Regions from separate parts of the Homo sapiens genome. Here region 2 is linked to region 1. Evidence: read pairs that join two places in POLR2A ChIA-PET (ENCODE). Cell type or tissue: A673. All regions are shown on one strand. Each heading gives the region's core, and the rest is flanking DNA. Links, peaks and the distances in the headings are about the cores only. Region 1 overlaps DGKG (diacylglycerol kinase gamma). Region 2 has its middle 6.1 kb from the start of ETV5.

The links. ChIA-PET counts read pairs that join two places held together with the same protein. Peaks named below come from ENCODE experiments on the same cell type or tissue, not always from the same donor. Only the 100,000 strongest peaks of a DNase experiment are listed, where the experiment ranks them.
Region 2: POLR2A ChIA-PET joins it to region 1 with 7 read pairs; 8 of 35 experiments call an interaction of 5 or more read pairs at or near these places.

The regions. Positions count from the first base shown.
Region 1 is chr3:186,204,621-186,213,544 of GRCh38, forward strand. It overlaps DGKG (diacylglycerol kinase gamma), which reads right to left. Exons shown (of 25, transcript NM_001346.3): 21 at 7,175-7,265. Among named protein-coding and RNA genes, the nearest start is that of ETV5, 100 kb to the left of the region's middle. RefSeq lists an enhancer at 5,308-5,935. In A673, for the core only: no CTCF peak of the experiment used is centred there; DNase peaks (open chromatin) are centred at 5,411 and 5,911; H3K27ac peaks cover 3,172 bases.
Region 2 is chr3:186,110,705-186,119,628 of GRCh38, forward strand. No RefSeq gene overlaps it. Among named protein-coding and RNA genes, the nearest start is that of ETV5, 6.1 kb to the left of the region's middle. In A673, for the core only: no CTCF peak of the experiment used is centred there; no DNase peak of the experiment used is centred there.

The DNA of each region.
Region 1 (8,924 bases), core at 542-8,541:
TAAAATTTAACCATTTTAAAGTGTCAGTGGCATTTAGTCACACTGTCTTTTTAAAGTGTTAGAATAACATAGTCATTTGGGTTGGTTCCATTTTGTTGCAATAAAAAAATGTTGCATTGCACCTCTATGCTCATGTGCGAGAAACTCTCTAGATCGATGTTGAGAAGAACTTGCTGGGTCATATAGGCTATAAATGCATTTTCGGATTGGCGTGTATTGCTGAACCGCTCTCCAAAGTGGCTTACCACTGATGTTCCCACCAGCAGTGTCTGAGAGTTCCCATTTCTGCTCCTCGTCACGGATAGTGGCTGGGTTTTCATGGAACTCCATAGGGCAGTTAAAAGTGACGAACCAGGCCAGGTGCAGTGGCTCATGCATGTAATCCCAGCACTTTGGGAGGCCAAAGTGGGCTGATCACTTGAGGTCAGGAGTTCAAGACCAGCCTGGCCAACATGGCGAAACCCCGTCTCTACTAAAAATATAAAAATTAACTGGACATGGTGGTGGGTGCCTGTAATCGCAGCTACTTGGGAGACTGAGGCGGGAGAATCACTTGAACCTGGAAGGCAGAGGTTGCAGTGAGCCGAGATTGTGCCATTGCACTCCAGCCTGGGCGACAAGAGCAAAACTCCTTCTCAAAAAAAAAAAAAAAAAAAAAAAAGTGACCAACCTGCTCTATCAGCACTAACATGGAGTGATCTCAAGAACATAAAGGTGAGTGAAAAGGTAAGTTTGGAGCATAAAGAGGCTGGGGCCTTCAGCTTTATCTGTAATATTTTATTTCTTCTGTTGAAAAATAGTTGAAGGCGCCAGGCGCGGTGGCTCACGCCTGTAATCTCAGCACTTTGGGAGGCCAAGGTGGGTGGGTCACCTGAGGTTAGGAGTTCAATACCAGCCTGGCAAACATGGCAAAGCCCTGTGTCTACTAAAAATACAAAAATTAACTAGGTGTGGTGGCGGGCACCTATAATCCCAGCTACTCAGGAGGCTGAGGCAGGAGGATCACTTGAACCCAGGAGGAAGGGGTTTCAGTGGGCTGAGATTGCACCACCGCACTCCAGCCTGGGTGACAGCAAGAGCTCCATCTCAAAAAAAAACCAAAACAACAACCACAACAACAAAAAATGGAAAAATAGTTGAAGTAAATAAGACAAAATAATGACAATATCAATTCTGAGTGAGGGGGAGTTGGGAGTATTTGATATACTATTCTCAAGACTTTTCTGTATTAAAAAAATCCTCAAACACTCAAGAATGATCAATAAATACTAAAAAAAAAATTAAAAAAATCCTCAATTAAAAGGAGTAATTGATGTGCAGAGATTCCCAAAATATACTGGATAACCAGATATTTTTTTTGAGCAGCTTCCAGATTTGGACTTACTTCCCCTCCATCAAAGTTTATATTAGTTCATATTAGTGGAGCTGGCTGACCTTCCCTTGTGAATATGTTTTAAAGATTGGATTAAATATCAAGGAATTGGGCCAGGCACAGTGGCTTATGCCTGTAATCCCAGCACTTTGGGACGCCGAGGCAGGTGGATCATGAGGTCAGGAGTTCGAGACCATCCTGCCCTACGTGGTGAAATCCCGTCTCTACTAAAAATGCAAAAATTAGCTGGGCGTGGTGGTGCACGCCTGTAGTCTCAGGTACTTGGGAGGCTGAGGGAGGAGAATCACTTGAACCTGGGAGGCGGAGGTTGCAGTAAGCCAAGATCACACTACTGCACTCCAGCCTGGCAACAGAGCAAGACTCTGTCAAAAAAACAAAACAAAACAAAACAAAAAAACAAGGAATTTTGTAAGTTCTTATTTTTAGCCAGTGAAATGAAACATCTCTACAAAATGTAAAATAAGTGCTTGAGTTGAAGCCTGTCTGGTTTGCTCTACCTATGATCCCATCCAGAAACCTCTACAAGGTTATTCTGGGCCTGGGGTGGGGGAGGTGACTCACTGTGTGCCTCCCTCGCCCCACCCCCCACCTGCTTAATCAGGTGAAATCAGGTTAGAATGAATATTAAGAGCCTCTGGAAGGGAAGAGATGTCAGAGAGGAGTACCCTGAGAGACTGCCTTAGACCAGGGATGGTGAGGGTGAGGGTGGGGGTGTGGGGACATGCTGGCTTCTTTTTTGTTTTTTTGTTTTTTTTGAGAGAGTTTTGCTTTTGTCACCCAGGCTGTAATGCAATGGCCTGGTCTCCACTCACTGCAACCTCTGCCTCATGAGTTCAAGAGATTCTCCTGCCTCAGCCCCCCGAGTAGCTGGGATTGTAGGCATGTGCCACCACACCCAGCTAATTTTGTGTTTTTAGTAGAGATGAGGTTTTACCATGTTGGCCAGGCTGGTCTCGAACTCCTGACCTCAGGTGATCTGCTCACCTCAGCCTCCCAGAGTGCTGGGATTGTAGGCATGAGCCACCGCACCCAGCTGACATGCTGGCTTCTTAATTAGGGCCCACAATGATTTATGGAGCACCCAGTTTCCAGGTACAGCACTCACGTTCACAGGCCTTCCTTTGTGGTCTCATAGAAGAAGCATCTAGGGTGAACGTTTGCAATATTTTTTTATGCTCCCATTTTGACAAATGGAAAAAATTATTTCCTGCTTTTGACGTTATCTGAAATGTCAAAATAAAGACTGGGAATAAGGACATTGGATATGCCCAAACCTGGTTGAGAGTCTCTGCTCTAGACTGAGCTTCTCAAGTGCCAGTACTGCCCCGAAACTCTCGGGTGTCTGGCAAATCTGGATTTGAAGGCTGATCTGATCACTTGTAGGTTATGGACCTCAGGTGAGCTTCTTACCTTCTCTCAGCCTGTGTCCCCCTTCTCTGGAAAGGTGATTATGACACCTGCCACTTAGGGCTGCTTTGCAGATTCCATGAGGCACTTAGCACCACTGCCAGTTACATAAAAAAACAAAAACAAAAAGCCCTGAAAACTTCAATCCTAATAATGGCCTTGGGAGGTAGACTAACCCCTATGCCCCCCATTTTATAGATGAGAATACTGAGGCTCAGATATACAGTTCAATAAGTGGCTTAACCTAAGCACAGACCAGGGCTCACTGCCAGGCCTTGTGACTCCAAGTCAGGGCCCTGGCCATGTGTCTACAGGTGAGCAGGAGATTTAGAGTCACCTTCTCCCCTGCCTGAGTCACAGGCAGGGCCAGGAGTGATTTGACTCACGTGGCTCTGCAGGACTCCTTGCATCTAGTTTCCTTAGCGCTAGGTAAGCAAGCGCCATATTGAACAGCTTTTGTGTGTTCTGTGGACTCCCTTCAGTTTCTCTTTTGTCCAGTTGGCCCAGTTGGCCACAAGCTTCGTTTCAGAGATGAGACCAAGTCTCCTATTCCTTCTCAAACAGCCACTAGCCTCAGAGAAATCGCCTGTATATCGCCTGAATGGCTTTTTTTCTTTCTTTCTTTTTTTTCTTTTTTTTGAGACAGAGTCTTGCTCTGTTCCCCAGGCTGGAGTGCAGTGGTGCAATCTTGGCCCACTGCAACCTCTGCCTCCCAGGCTGAAGCCATCCTCCTGCCTCAGCCTCCCAAGTAGCTGGTATGACAGGCCTGCACCACCACACCCGGCTAATTTTTGTATTTTTAGTAGAGACGGGGTTCCACCATGTTGGCCAGGCTGGTCTCAAACTCCTGACCTCAGGTGATCCACCCACCTTGGCTTCTCAATGTGCTGGGATTACAAGCGTGAGCCACCGCGCCTCGCCACGCGAATGGCTTTTAATGGAAACCTTCCCTGCAGTCTCTCATTTGAGCTTTAAGTTTCACCATCCAACTTTTTACCAGATTGGCAAAAAAAAAAAAGAAGAAAAAAAAAAGGAAGAACCTAAATAGACTTCACTGTTTCCCTAAGTTCCTTACAGCTGTGCCCTTCCTCTGGTCACTGAACCTGTCAACCTAAGTTCCCTCAACCGTAAAGTGAGGACATTAATATTGGCCCTGCCTGTTCTGTGCATCAAAATAAATGAGATGCTGTGTGGGAAGACCTTTTGCAAACTTTAACGCAGTTTTCCTCCTCTCTGACTCTCTCTCCTATGATCCAGCCTGAATCTATTCCTTCCTCAAATGAGAAGTAGGACTGAGTCTTCTGTTCTTTGCAAAGCATTTCTCAGCACACCTGCCCAGCTGCATGAGCTGAGAGGAAATCAGCATATTAAGGAAGAAGAAACAGTGCCTCCTGCTGAAGACTTTACTGCTTCTAGCACCTGTTAGGTAAATCTCTGTTTATTGGGTTCCAAGCTAAATTCACTCTAAAAGACCTGGAATCTTCTCTCTTATCAGTTTTCAGCAATGAAGTTTTGGTTGAGACACTGAATGTACCTAAGCCTCATTTTTAAAATGTGATAATAGTTGCCTTGCTGCGTTGTCATAGCATATTAGGACATGTTATGGTCGGCAGTCAAAGCACGTGACTTTTTCCTGTCCCACTGGACTTTTCTCTCCCTTCAGTTTACTCTTCTTTTTTTTTTTTTTTTTTTTTTTAAGACGGCGTCTTTCTCTGTCTTGCGCAGGCTGGAGTGCAGTGGCACCATCTCAGCTCACTGCAGCCTCTGCCTCCTGGGTTCAAGCGATTCTCCTGTCTCAGCCTCCGGAGTAGCTGGGACTACAGGCGCCCACCACCCACACCTGGCTAATTTTTGTACTTTTAGTAGAAACAGTGTTTCACCATGTTGGCCAAGCTGGTCTCGAACTCCTGACCGCTGGTGATCCACCCGCCTCGGCTTCCCAAAGTGCTGGGATTACAAGTGTGAGCCACTGCACCTGGCCTAGTTTACCCTTCTAAATCTCTGTGCCTCAGCTTGCTTCCCCATAAAATGGGGATAATAATCTCTGGACTACTTAGCTCACAGGGTTGGTTGTGTGACTTTGAAATAAAGGCTATGGTGGGGAACTGAAGATGGCGAAATGTAGTAGCAATGCCTCAGTGGGGTTATTTGCTGGCCTGGGGCTGGTGGGTCGTGTGCTGGTTCTCAAAGGCCTGGCCTGTTGTCTGCAGCAACCACGTTTAGAAGGTCCCTTAGCATAGCTGCTCTTACCAGCTCTTCCTGAGGCCCCTGACACTCTCCCATCTCCCTGCAAGGCTCTGCGGTCTCCTTACACCTGTTACCCCCATGCCTCGCCCTGTCCGTCTCTCTTAGTCCCCCTCTAGATCACAAGGCACAGGACCATTCACCGCTATTCTCTGGATACAGAAATGGTGCCTGCCCCAATCCTGAGGGCTGTCAGAAGCTGCCCATCACATGACACGCTCAGCCCCACTCCCCCAGCTAATCCTCATGAATAAATACTAAAAAGACTCATTATGGAGAGATAAGGAAAACAGGAAGTGCTTCTGAAAGCTCCCAACAACACCCTCCCTCCAGACCAGTGAACAACCCCACCCCCTCCAGAGGCCACCAGTGTCTTTAGCAACGAGGCCCCCTCTGCGGTTGAGGAAGAGCCTCTGTCTCTCAAACCCAGAGGGGACTGTGGGGCCTGGAGCCGGGAGGGCAGGCCAGAGGCAGGGGAGCTGAGTTGCTGTATTCTGGGCACAATTTCAAGGCCAGCTGCAGGGAGAACAAGCAGTCGCTGTGCGCCTGCAGCTGGCTGTGGTTAGGCCAGGGCTGTCCCTCACTTGTGGTATATTTAAAGAGACCTCACCAGACGGCTGTGCCAAGGGGAAAAAATGCACACATATCCCTGTTAGCCACACTCGGTTCCCCTGCCAAGGCCTCTCCTCCTTCCTCAGCTCCCAGCACTGCGTTCACACGTCAAGAGAGGAGGACCGGCTTCTCAGACTCCCTGTGTGCCACCTGGGGACACACAACCTGGCGCCTGGCCTCTCTGCCCTCTTACCAAGCTGGCCAAAAGTTCAGGGGATTAGCCAGATCGGCGCCTCCCACCCTGGCGTTGGTAACCCAGCAACCGAAGAGGAGAGGCAGGCAGATGAGTCAAATGCAGCCGCACAGAACCTCTGGCTTCGTGTTTTGTTTGTGAAAACTCCCTGTGAGTGAGGAGCACAGGGGCCCTTCCGGCAGGGAGGGGCAGGGCTTTCCTACACCACTCCAGGCCACAGGTGCCTCCTCCAGGGAGGCCCAGGCCCCACTGGACTGCAGTGCGGGCTTAGAGGCCAAGCTGGTGGGCCAAGAGGAGCCCACCCTGGCTGAACTCTCTGGCTGCCTCTTCCACTTATTTTCCTCAAGTGAAAAGAAGACTACGGGCCTAAATCCCACGGGAAGGTAGGCCTGGTAGCAAGAACTCTGGGCAAGAGAACCAATGGGCGTAAAGTCCCACGGAGCAGGTGTGCATAGAAGTTTGGGCTTTCAGGTGGCCAGACACCAAGGAGCTGTCCTCATGGCAATCAATGAGAGGGCTTCCGGAGCGAAGCCCAGCCAACGTGGGGTGAGAGGGTGGGAAGTGGGCAGCTTATCAACCAGGGGAGGGGAGCCAGCAGGCAGACTGTCTGAGGCAGGCCCCTACAAGTGCCGGAAGAGTTAGTGAAACACAAGTGCACCAACAGGATTGGCTACATAATTTGCGGGGCCTAGTTCAAAATGAAAATGCCAGCTTCTTTGTTAGAAAATTATCAAGGATTTCAAGACAGTGACAGCATAGGATGAAATCAAGGGCCCTTCTAAGCACAAGGACATTTTGTGACCACACAGGTTGCACACCCACAAAACTGACCCTGGGTACCTGTGAGTCAGCTCGCTGAAGCAGATGTGAAAATCAAGGCAGGTCAGCTGGGGGATGTCTGGCTGCAGCCCCTATACTCCCCACCCCTGCTGCCCTGTAACACCAGTTCCCAGACTTTTACCAGGCTTGGGACATTGTCTCTCCAACAGCAGCCCCTCTCCCTGTGCTGACGGCAATGGAGACTTTATCTCTCAGAAAAGAGGGAATCGCAAGGCCACGGTGGAAGGAGGGCTGAGGGCTGGAATGAAGTGTGGCTCTGGGCTCTCGGGGCCTCTGAGTCCCAAAGCCCCCCAGGGATTCTCTAGACAGGCCACTGGAGCCTTCTGAGTGAGCGTATGGAGGTGTTTTGGAACAGGATGGAGAAACAACAGAGACTACGCTCTGGGTCACCTCTTAAGGTCCCAAGAGGATACATCCTGTGCATGTGTGACAGTCCAGGAGCAGAACCAAGATCCAGGAAGCCTTCTCCCCACTTGGGAACTTACCTCCAACTCAATGTGGTCGTGGAGTTTCTTGCAGGTCGCTGCAAAAGTCTCCGAGGTGCCAAATTCAAAGTACCACAGCTTGTTCTTCATCCTGGACCACAAAGCAGAGAGATGTCTCAATATTCCATACTTGAAATGCTCATGTAAAATAGCTATGTTCTTTGGATTGGGAGGCCCAAGCCTTCAGCAATTTCCCCAATCTTACATTTTCAGCACTTGTTAATCAGATGATCAAGGAATAGAAATTTTTTACCAACTGTTCTTGCTCGGAACTTAGAGAAAATCCACTTATTTCTTAGACATCACGGCAACCCTGGGTGAACTACCAACTGCTCCCCGAGTTTCCTGGTCAGAACAGGAAGAAGGTCTCTGTAGCTGCATTAAGGAAAGAGCTCTACGAGAAGTCAAGCCAGAGGTGGCAAATATCAATACAGTGCTCTGGCCACTGTCCTTTCCATTACTCAGGCAGAACTCTCTTTTGGGTATGTTTGGGGTGTAAAGGGAAGATCCTTCTAAGACTTGAGGGATGTGCAGTCTTAGGACAGAGGAGGGATAGCCCCACACTAACCCAGCTAAAATGTGTGCTGCATTGCCCAGGCTCTGACTGGGGGAAGCAGAGTGGCAAGAATTAGATACAGACTTGCAGGCAAGTTGGAAAAAAAGAAGAGTTGATTGGTAGCAATAATCACCTCCCCTCTTCCTCAAATGTATTTGCTTAGGCCATGGCAATCCTTCAGTTAAGGGCAAGACTTGTCATATTTGCTTCAAAGTAAGAGTTCACTACTTTGAGCTTTAAAAATTTTCAGCATTTTCCTTGAGAGAAAAAAAAAATCAATCAATGGGGTTCCCGTGTAGCTGGGGGCTTTGCAAAGTCAGATGGTGTGTCCTGACACTTGGTGCTTTTGATCAGATGGTCTCACTGGGAAGTGTTTCTGAAGGTATTCCATTCCTTCCACCCCAACTGTCACCCCATTATCAGGGGTTGGCTAAGAGAAGGGACACCTGTCCAGTTTACGAGCTGACAGATTTTGCTAAGGAAGGATTAAACAAAATCACATTCTTCTTGGCACTCAGAAGAGAGGATGCCACCTTGCATGGCGCTAATCCTCTCTCCTCAGGTTTGCAGATGAAGGGGAAAGGAGCAGTCTTCAGAGGGAAGAGGGCTCTTATTTTTTCCTCATGTTCCTTAGGTTGTAGCAGATGACTCTCCAGAATAATAGACACAACTCTTTTCTGCAGATTTCCCCAAGAGTCTACCTAGAACTTGAAGATGAAACTGTGTTCTTCCATTGTATGAAGACTTCTGAGATCTAGTTGGTTGGGAAATAGCTTCTCTGACTCTTAGTATGCATGAAAAGAACTAATAAATGATGAAGAAAGTAAGAGTAAGCAAGCTCTGGGAATTATGCCTCATGAACAAAATTAGAAGAGCTGGGTGTACTGTAAGCAGACCGGTGCTTCTCAACCCATGTGCTGTGGCACAGGCGTACCTGGGATGTCAGTCTCCTCAGCCTGCAGAGCAGCCAGGTGGGATCTGGGACAGGCTGAGCCCCAATGCCATGGCAAACATTCTCATTTGTATTCCCAGTGTGCCACACATAGATTTTCATTTTCTATGCATGCCATGATGATGTAAAATAATTGGGGGAAACATTGTTCTAGATGACTGGTTCTCTGCATGCACAGTCATGTGCATATCTAATCACTTGGGGATTTTATGAAGATGCACATTCTGATTCAGTGATTTAGG
Region 2 (8,924 bases), core at 312-8,311, 94 kb before region 1:
AACAAGCAGTTCCTTGAGATCTAGTTTCCTGGTAGAACATTTTGCTTCCGACTCCAGTTTTCCCTTAGTGCCCTTTTTCTTTCTCCAGGTGGTACCGTTTCTGTTTGGTGGCTGGAGATCTTACACTAGTACAGTTGTGCTCTGAGCTTATTGCTGACATTCCTGAGAGCTCTATCTCCCTAGCTAGATGAAGGGCCCAGGTAAGCTCCCAGATCCTCCTCCTCCCCAATTTTGTCTACCCCCACTCCCGCTCCTCCCCATCCCATCCCATGACATCCTGCTCTCTAAACTCATTTTTCCAAAGGAGCTTTCTTACTCCTCTTCCCTTAAGTCTCTCAGGCCCCAGCCCTCCGGAAGGCTTACAGCCCACAGAGCCACATATCCTCACCATCTAAACCGTAACACATCAATCACACTTTATAACTTTGGCTACAGGAAAACAGTGCCGCACGCTTCACAGCAACTTCCTCACAGGGTTGGACCTGATGCCTGGAGTTTGGCTCTTGTGACCTTTGCCTCAAGCCAAGTCTCTCCATTCCACTTTGAAAAGAGAAGTAGGATAGTTCTGGGTTGAGTAGTAACAAATAGTGGCTCAGGTGGGGGCAGGGGAGGATTGGGCGATAGATTTTTTTTCAAAAATGCTTGTCTTGAACACGCGATCATGTGCAGGGGATTACACCAGAATAATTGCCAATTAATTATTGCGATTATTTAGTTATCCAGTAAACATGTATTTTGTACCAAATATTCAGCCAGACTTCGTGCTAGGCAAAAAAGTTGCAGAGATGAATAAGACCCAGTCTTTGCGTTGGAGGAGCCCACAGTCTGCTGTGTAACTTCAGTATCTGAAGTTTACTCAGCACTTTATATATGACTTGTTCATGCCATATATAATTCTTCACAGATTATCTCATTTAATCCTCATAATAATAGTACCAAAGTGGTCAGGCTATTAATGTCTCCATTCTATAATATATAGTTGAGAAACTGAGACACAGAGATTAAGTAGTTTGCCAATGGTCACAGAGCTTGAAAGTCAGTTGCTGAACTTGGATAGGAGCCAAGGTGGTCACATCCCAGAGCCCATATATGGGAGACCTAGCATCTGCCTCTCTTGTTCAGCGACTACCGGGAAACATCATTTCAACCCAGAGTGGTAAAGGACAGAGCTGGCCAAAGTCAAAGGAGGCAGATTTTAGCTCCAAATAGGGTTAGGAAGGACTCTGGGATGTTTGGAGTGGTCCAGCAAAGGAAGATTGTATCTGGCCCTGAGTCTTCCATCACAGGAGGCATTTATGCAGAAAGATTTAGGGATAGGGTAGAGGGACTAATGCATTTTCCAGGATAGAAGAACTCTGAGGATTGTTCCATCTCTCAGAGTCTCTGATTCTGGGAATTTGGAGGTTTGTGCTGGACAAGGGGTACAGCTCTTGGCACAGCCATCTTGGCTGCAGCATTAAAAGTCAGAGTACAGCCTGCGATGACCTGAGCCAGCTCCTGGGCCCAGGGTGGGCTCCTCATTTTTAAATATTTACTGATATCTTCTCTCCACTCTTCTTCCTTCTTCTCTTTATGATTTACCTCCCCGGCTCCTCTTCTTTTGTTATCTTTGCCTTTATAAGAGTTAAAGGTAGTATTTAGAAGTTCTTTGTCTATTACGTTGAGGCTTCCCTCCTAGGAACATTACTTACATGGGAGGTTTTGTCGAACAAGCATGTGTTCTAATTATCATTCCCTCTCCTCCAGGAGAGAAACAGGATTGGAAAAGAAAACAAAAAGAGAGACCAGTCCTCTGGCACATTCATCTAATGTCAATCTAGCCTTTGTCCTCTGGCAGTAGCAAAACTCAATCACAGCACGATAACTAGACCCTTGTTCTTTAAACTCAATTTGCAGTGTGTCTAGAGGGGAACAGTGTAGAAGAATAGAAAAGAAAGTACCTTGCCCCAAGCCTGAGAACTGTTACCCTTTAGAGAACTGCTTTTAGAATTTTCCCCTAAAATGCCAAAAGCAAGTTACCGTATAAGGCAGGCAACCCTGTCTTGAGCTGATCACCAAAATGATCGTGGGAAATATGGAAGCATCATGATCCTGGTTTCTCATACTGGGAAAATCCCTCCTCTTTCTCTGTTAGAAATGCCGGGGTGAGTGTAGACCTGCCTAGGGTTTGGGATGTGGGCTACAGTGCTCCTGGAGTCCTTTCCTATTCTTGTATGGGGGGAAGGAAGGGATTTGAGGAAAGGGTAAAAAAGGTACTGAAATGTTGGCCACGCGTGGTGACTCACACCTGTAATCCCAGCACTTTGGGAGGCCCAAGTAGGTGGATCACCTGAGGTCAGGATTTCAAGACCAGCCTGGCCAACATGGTGAAACCCCCGTCTCTACTAAAAATACAAAAATTGGCTGGGCGTGGTGGTGCATATCTGTAATCCCAGCTACTTGGAAGACTGAGGCAGAAGAATCGCTTGAACTTGGGAGATGGAGGTCGCAGTGAGCTGAGGTCATGCCACTGCACTCCAGCCTGGGAGACAGAGTGAGATTTCGTTTCAAAAAAAAAAAAAAAAGGTACTGAAATGTGTTTTTATTTAAGGGAGAGATAAAGAATCCTATCTTCCTTTCTAAAATTCAGAAATAAAGGCCCTAAAAACTTAAGGGAGAAAAGAACATCTGTTAGCTTCAATGTCTCTTTAAAAAATAGGGGGCATATTGTTTTTAGGGTTCCTTCCAGCCGGGGAATAGTAAAAGCTGACATTTACTGAGTACTTAATATGAGCCAGACACTTTGCTAAACACTCCACATGACTTGGCACAGTTAGTCCCAACAACAGCCCTCTGAGGGAGGTACTATTATCATTATCTCCACTTTTCATAGATGAGAAAGCTTAGGTACAGAAAGGTTCAATCTATTGCTCCAGGCCACATAGCTAGCACATAGTAAAAAAGGGAGTGTGCCCAAGCAACAGAGCCTGCTCCCCTAGGATCTGCCCAGGAGCCACTCTGCTGCCCTGTGGAAGCTGTGTGTGCTTAATGACAGCGGCCAGCACTGCAAGAACACTTCCCTGTGCTAGACTCTGTTTAGGGGCTTTGCTTATATTAACCCACTTGATCATCCTAATAACCCTGTGATACAGATATCATTATTCTCCCCGTTTTATAGATGAGGAAAGTGAGACAGAGAGGTTAGGTAACTTGCCCAAGGTCACACAGCTAGTAAGAGTTGGAGTCAGGCACCTAATGTAGATCTTGAACAGAGTCCTTGCTCTTATTCACTCTGCTCTGTCGTCTTAGTTCCTGCAGTCTCTCACTTTGTCATCTTGCCCCTCACCTTGTTCTCAGGGCTTTGGCTGCTTGCTTGCCATGCCAGTGAGAGCTGCTGTGCTTCCTTAGGAACCTGCTTCAGCAACTCCAGCCAGACTTCTGAATTATTGTCCTGGGCTGGCAAGGATTTGTCTTCATGAAAGCCACTTTAGAAAAAGAAGGGAAATGATGTTTACTGAGCATCTCCAATATGCCAGGCTCTGTGCTAGACACTTTACATACTACAGTGTTTCATTTAATACGCCCAATCTCTCTTTAGAAGTGGTAATAATACCCAATTTGCTGATATGAAAACTGAGTTTCAAAGTGAGAGGTTTAAAACCATGTCTGAGTTTCCTCAGTTAGAAAGGAGCAAGTCAGATCTCTGACAGAACACAGAATGCATGTTCTTGAGCCTCTGATCCAGCCAGTCTGGGGGACCTTATTCCTCTCCTGGTTCTTGACTGAGCTCGAAGACATCCTTTCTCCTGTCTCCTGCTGACTTTCAATTCTTATGAAACAGCCACTATCAAGAAAACCTGGAAGAGCATGTCCTATTTAGATTTCTGATGGCTGACAGGTTTATTTCTTAAGCCCACAACTTTAAAAAGAAACAACTAGCCCGGCGTGTTGGCTCACGCCTGTAATCCCAGCACTTTGGAAGGCTGAGGCAGGCCGATCACTTGAGGTCAGGAGTTTGAGACCAGCCTGGCCAACATGGTGAAACCCCATCTCTACTAAAAATACAAAAATTGGCCAGACATGATGGCGTGTGCCTGTAATCCCAGCTACTCAGGAGGCTGAGGCAGGAGAATCACTTGAACCTGGGAGGCGGAGGTTGCAGTGAGCCGAGATCACACCACTGCACTCCAGCCTGGGAGACAGATCGAGACTCCATCTCAAAAAAAAAAAAAAAAAAGAAAGAAGATGGAAATCTTAGGAAACTTCCCATGGCTTCTCCTTGACTTCAAAACTGAGTCCAGCTCTGCAGCAGAATCTGCACAGCAGCCATGCGACCCTGCAATCTCTCCCAAGCCTCCTGAGTCCTTTCATCTCACCATGCAGGGAAGAGCTCCTAGAGCCAGACACACGCCTGCATCCTTCCCTACCCCTGAGAAATCTGGGGGACTGCCTGTCTCCCATGAAAGAGCCTCGGGCTACTGGACTTTTGGTGGATCCTGTGTTGGATCTTCCGAGTTTTCCTGCCCCCTTTTCAATGTCAGGTTGTTAATCAGAACATCACGATGCATTCAGCACATGCTTCTCTAGCCCCTCACATCTGTTGTAATTTTCTGACTCTGATCTGCCATAGGCGTGGAAACCAGCAAACCAAGTGTGTTTGCAATGGGCATAGAGAAAGAGCCCAGAGGTTCTGAGTAGCAGCAAAAGCATCCCCTCCAATGAGGAAGTGGACAAACTTGGATGTGTAGACTTGGCAAAATCTATTTTGACCGCTCAGAGTCCTCTTTTTGCTTCCTTTTATGCCCATGGTGGTGAGTTTTATGTGACCAGGGGTTAACCCCTTCTGTGCCCTCCTTGGACTTCAGCTCCTACAGCAGGAGCAGGCTGACTCAGAACTTGCCCGTCTCGAGCTACGAAAGGCCTTGCTTCAGCCTCTCCCGCAGCTCCACTGGAAGAGACTAAGGGGCTGGCAGGGCTGGAGCGGGGCTTCTTCATAGGCCTGCTTCAATGTGGCAGCTGGAGAGCGGGTGGTAAGGCGGGCGGTTCTTTCAGCTCTTGGCTTGGTCTGTAGACGCCCACCTCCGCTGAGGCTCTGCTGGGCCTGTGGAGTGGGCTGTATTTATTTTGAGTTGGACAAAGGGAAGATCAACCATGGCCAACTGACAATTGAGCCCCCAGAACAAATGTCCTGTCAGTGGATTTGATCGCTTGGCTTCAAATGCGGGGTCCAGTCTGCCCTTTTAGCCTGAGGCATCTTCCCACTCATGGCCATGTCAAACCAAATAACCACAGTGAGTGTTTAAAAAGAAGTACACATCCTCTTCCCTCCTCTCCCCATCATGTTTCTTGCTAATAGTCTATCTTGCCTGCCTGTTGGCTCTGGGGCAGGAGGCAGCCTCAATTTAAACCAGACCCATCTGAAAACCTCTTCTCATCCCCGCTCCTCTCCCTTCTCTGCCTTCTCTCCTATCAAGAGGCCAAGCTATATGCCTAAAGATTTAAAATATGAGAACAGCATCCCATCCCAGGAGAGCCCTGAAGGCATCCAGGTTCTCTGTCTGTTCCTTCCTGCCCTAAGGCTCTACTTGGGTACAAGACACTAGCGCTCATGAAATGATCAGGGGGCACAGTTTCACTCCCATCTCCACGTTGACCTGTATTTATTTCTAGGAGGCTGGAAGTTCGGCATCCAACTCTCAAGAGGGATTATCAGCTTGATGTAAGGGAATGTTCAGGCGCCTCAATTTGGGCCTGTTTTGCATGTTTGTTTACTTTTTAATTGAAGTATAACATACATACAAGAAAATACACAAATCATAAATATATAACTCTATGAGTTTTCACAAAGTAAGCACCTCTGTGCATTCAATACCAATATTAAGAAACAGAACACTCCCGGCTCCCTTCCTCATCCCACCAAAAGCCGCCTTCATAGCCCTTACCAGTTGTTAAATCCCCTTCCCCACGAGGGTAGCCACCATCTTGGCTTCTGACATCACTGTTCAGTTTTGCCTGTTTTTGTACTTAATATACATGGAATCATACCATGTATAATGTGGTATCTGGCTTCTTTTCTTCAACATTTGTTTGGGATATTCATTCATTTGTAGTATGTAGTTATATTTCATTCATTCTCATTGCTGTATAGTATTCCACTGTATGAGTATATTACAACTCATTTACCCATGTTACTGTTAGTGAACATTTGGGCAGTTTCCAGTTTTAGCTATTTTTAATGATGCTGCTATGAACATTGTAGTGAGACTCTAGCACATCTTTTGGTAAACATCAACCTAATTTTAGTTGGTTCACTTAAGATGCAGTCATAGGAATTGTTTTAATCTCTTATTTCTTCGAAAAGTGACAGAGATCTATGACAAAAATTTCAACAGCACAGAAAGGTGTAGAATGAAAAATCAAAGCCTGTATATAACCTCCTAGCCTGTATCCATTTTCATGCATGATTAACAGTTTCTTGCGTATCATTCTGTTTTCTATTGCCCAAACAACTATATCTATGTGTTACAGCCTTTTAAAAATATAAATTTTATTATACTGTATTTCTAACCTTAGGTCCCCTCCACCCCAGCCCGTAACACTATAGAGTCCCAGCAATAAGTGGGTGAGCGTATCTGACCATGGAAAGTGACTGGTCCTTCCTTCTATCAGATAAGGCTGGGCAATCACTTTTTTTTTTTTTTGAGATGGAGTCTCACATTGTCATCTGGGCTGGGGTGCAATGGTGCGATCATGGCTCACTGCAACCTCTGTCTCCGGGATTCAAGCAATTCTCCTGCCTCAGCCTCCCGAGTAGCTGGGATTACAGGTGCCCGCCACCACACCGTGCTCGTTTTTGTATCTTTAGTGGAGACAGGGTTTCACAATGTTGGCCAGGCTGGTCTTGAACTCCTGACCTAAGGTGATCCACCTGCCTTGGCCTCCCAAAGTGCTAGGATTACAGGCATGAGCCACCGTGCCTGGCCTGGGCAATCACCTTTAATGGGTTCTTAAGGTAAGACACATAGGAGTTTGCACAGCAGTAAATTTCATTTTCACTTCTAGAAGCATTTGTTGAGTTGCTGGTGTCCTCAGCTTAGGACTTGTCTGAGAAAAGGTCACAGTCTAGTGGGAGGTGGAAGAAGGGCACAGGAACAAATAGCTATTGTACAATATTTACAGGTGTCTTAATAGAGCCCTGTAAATGGGTTCTGAGAGTACAAATGAAGGAGCAGTGAGTACTTCCTGTGAGGGTCAAGGAAGGCTTTAGAGAGGGTTGACATTTGGGACAGCCCTTGAATGATTAATTACTCAACTTTGCTTTGCAGAGCAAGTAGCTTTCCAGGCAGAGGGAACAGCACACACAAACATATGGGGGCTTGGCAATAGCTGGCACATCTAGGGACTGTTGATTCCTCATGTGTGTCTAAACTGTAGAATGTTAGGTCTGGGGGAGATATGACTGGGAAAGGGCTAGAATGGGTATTTTAGGGACAGGACATCAAGGGTCTTAGAAAATCATTAGAGGGGTGACACTTCACATTTTGGAATCATTGAATACATCTCTTAGGTACTTAAAAACAATCAACCAGGCTGAGCGTGGTGGCTCACACCTGTAATCCCAGCACTCTGGAAGACCTTGAGCCCAGGAGTTCAAGACCAGCCTGAGCAACATGGCGACACCTCATCTCTACAAAAAAAGAATGCAAAAATTAGCTAGGTATGGTGGTGCGTGCCTGTAGTCCCAGCTACTTAGCGGGGCTGAGGTGGGAGGATCACTTGATCTAAGGAAGTGGTGGCTGCAGTGAGCTGAGATTGTGCACCACTGCACTCCACCCTGGACGACAGAGCAAGACCCTGACTCAAAAAACAAACAAACAAATACCCAACCAACCAAACAAACAAAAACTCAATCAACCAAAAGATAAAAACCTCTTCAAACGTCACAGCGTTTGTGATGTCTTCAATTAAAGCACAGATCACATTATTTATGCATCTGTATTTCCTGTGACACAAATTCCTCTTACAGGGAACCTCTCAGACTCTTGTCTGAATCCTTCAGCCCCAACCACAGCACCTGGCACTTAGGAGGTGGTCACTAAAGGATGACTGAAAATGTGAATGAACATGTGATTTCTACCGCACAGCAAAACACTGTGCCTGAGAAAGGGGCGGCTGGGTTACCTTCTCTTTGTGGACTTAAGTTTTACAGGTGCGCAGCTTCTGCCTTGCTCACATGGTGGGAGAAGAATGAGGAACTGGTAACCTGGCCTCTGCAATAGCTCAGTGTGTGTGGAGGGAAGCACCGCATTTCCTTAGCAGCAGTACCTGGACCCTGGGACACCGAATTTCATTTTGGTCAGATTAGGAATGGCATGAAGCTCAGTGGGACCCTAGGGCCTCATCTTAGCATTTAGCAACCCAGAAGGAGTTCATATTGCACCCAAATTCCCAAGTCTCCCATTTGCATGTCCTTATTTAAGTCTTGTTCAGAAGGAGGACTTCTACCTCCTCATTGACTCATTCCACCTAGGTCCCTTTCCCTTCCCGACAGGTGTCCCTGGGGCTGGGCAATAGTGATCAGGTTGGAAGAACCACTTTCCACTTCTCCTCTGGTCTGGGAAGATTGGGAGGCTTCAGGGTCCCCCCTAAAAAACAGTGTCTCACTTACCCCTGGTGTTCCTGGTCCTCACCATTGTTGCCAGTTTCCCTGGGATACAATCCCATGCATCTGGAGGGTCTTTAGGCAGCCAAGAAAAATCAACATTCCAAGGCTTTCCTTTCTGCCTGACCATCAAGGAATTTTCTTCATCAAGTAGCATCCTGGTTGGGAGAATTTTGTATACCTTTGACTTGAACTGCCTTTGAAATCTTTCCTCACTCTTCTTGCCCCTTGCTCCATAACCTAATTGCTTTGTATATTTATCTGGGTTTCATCTAGATCTTCC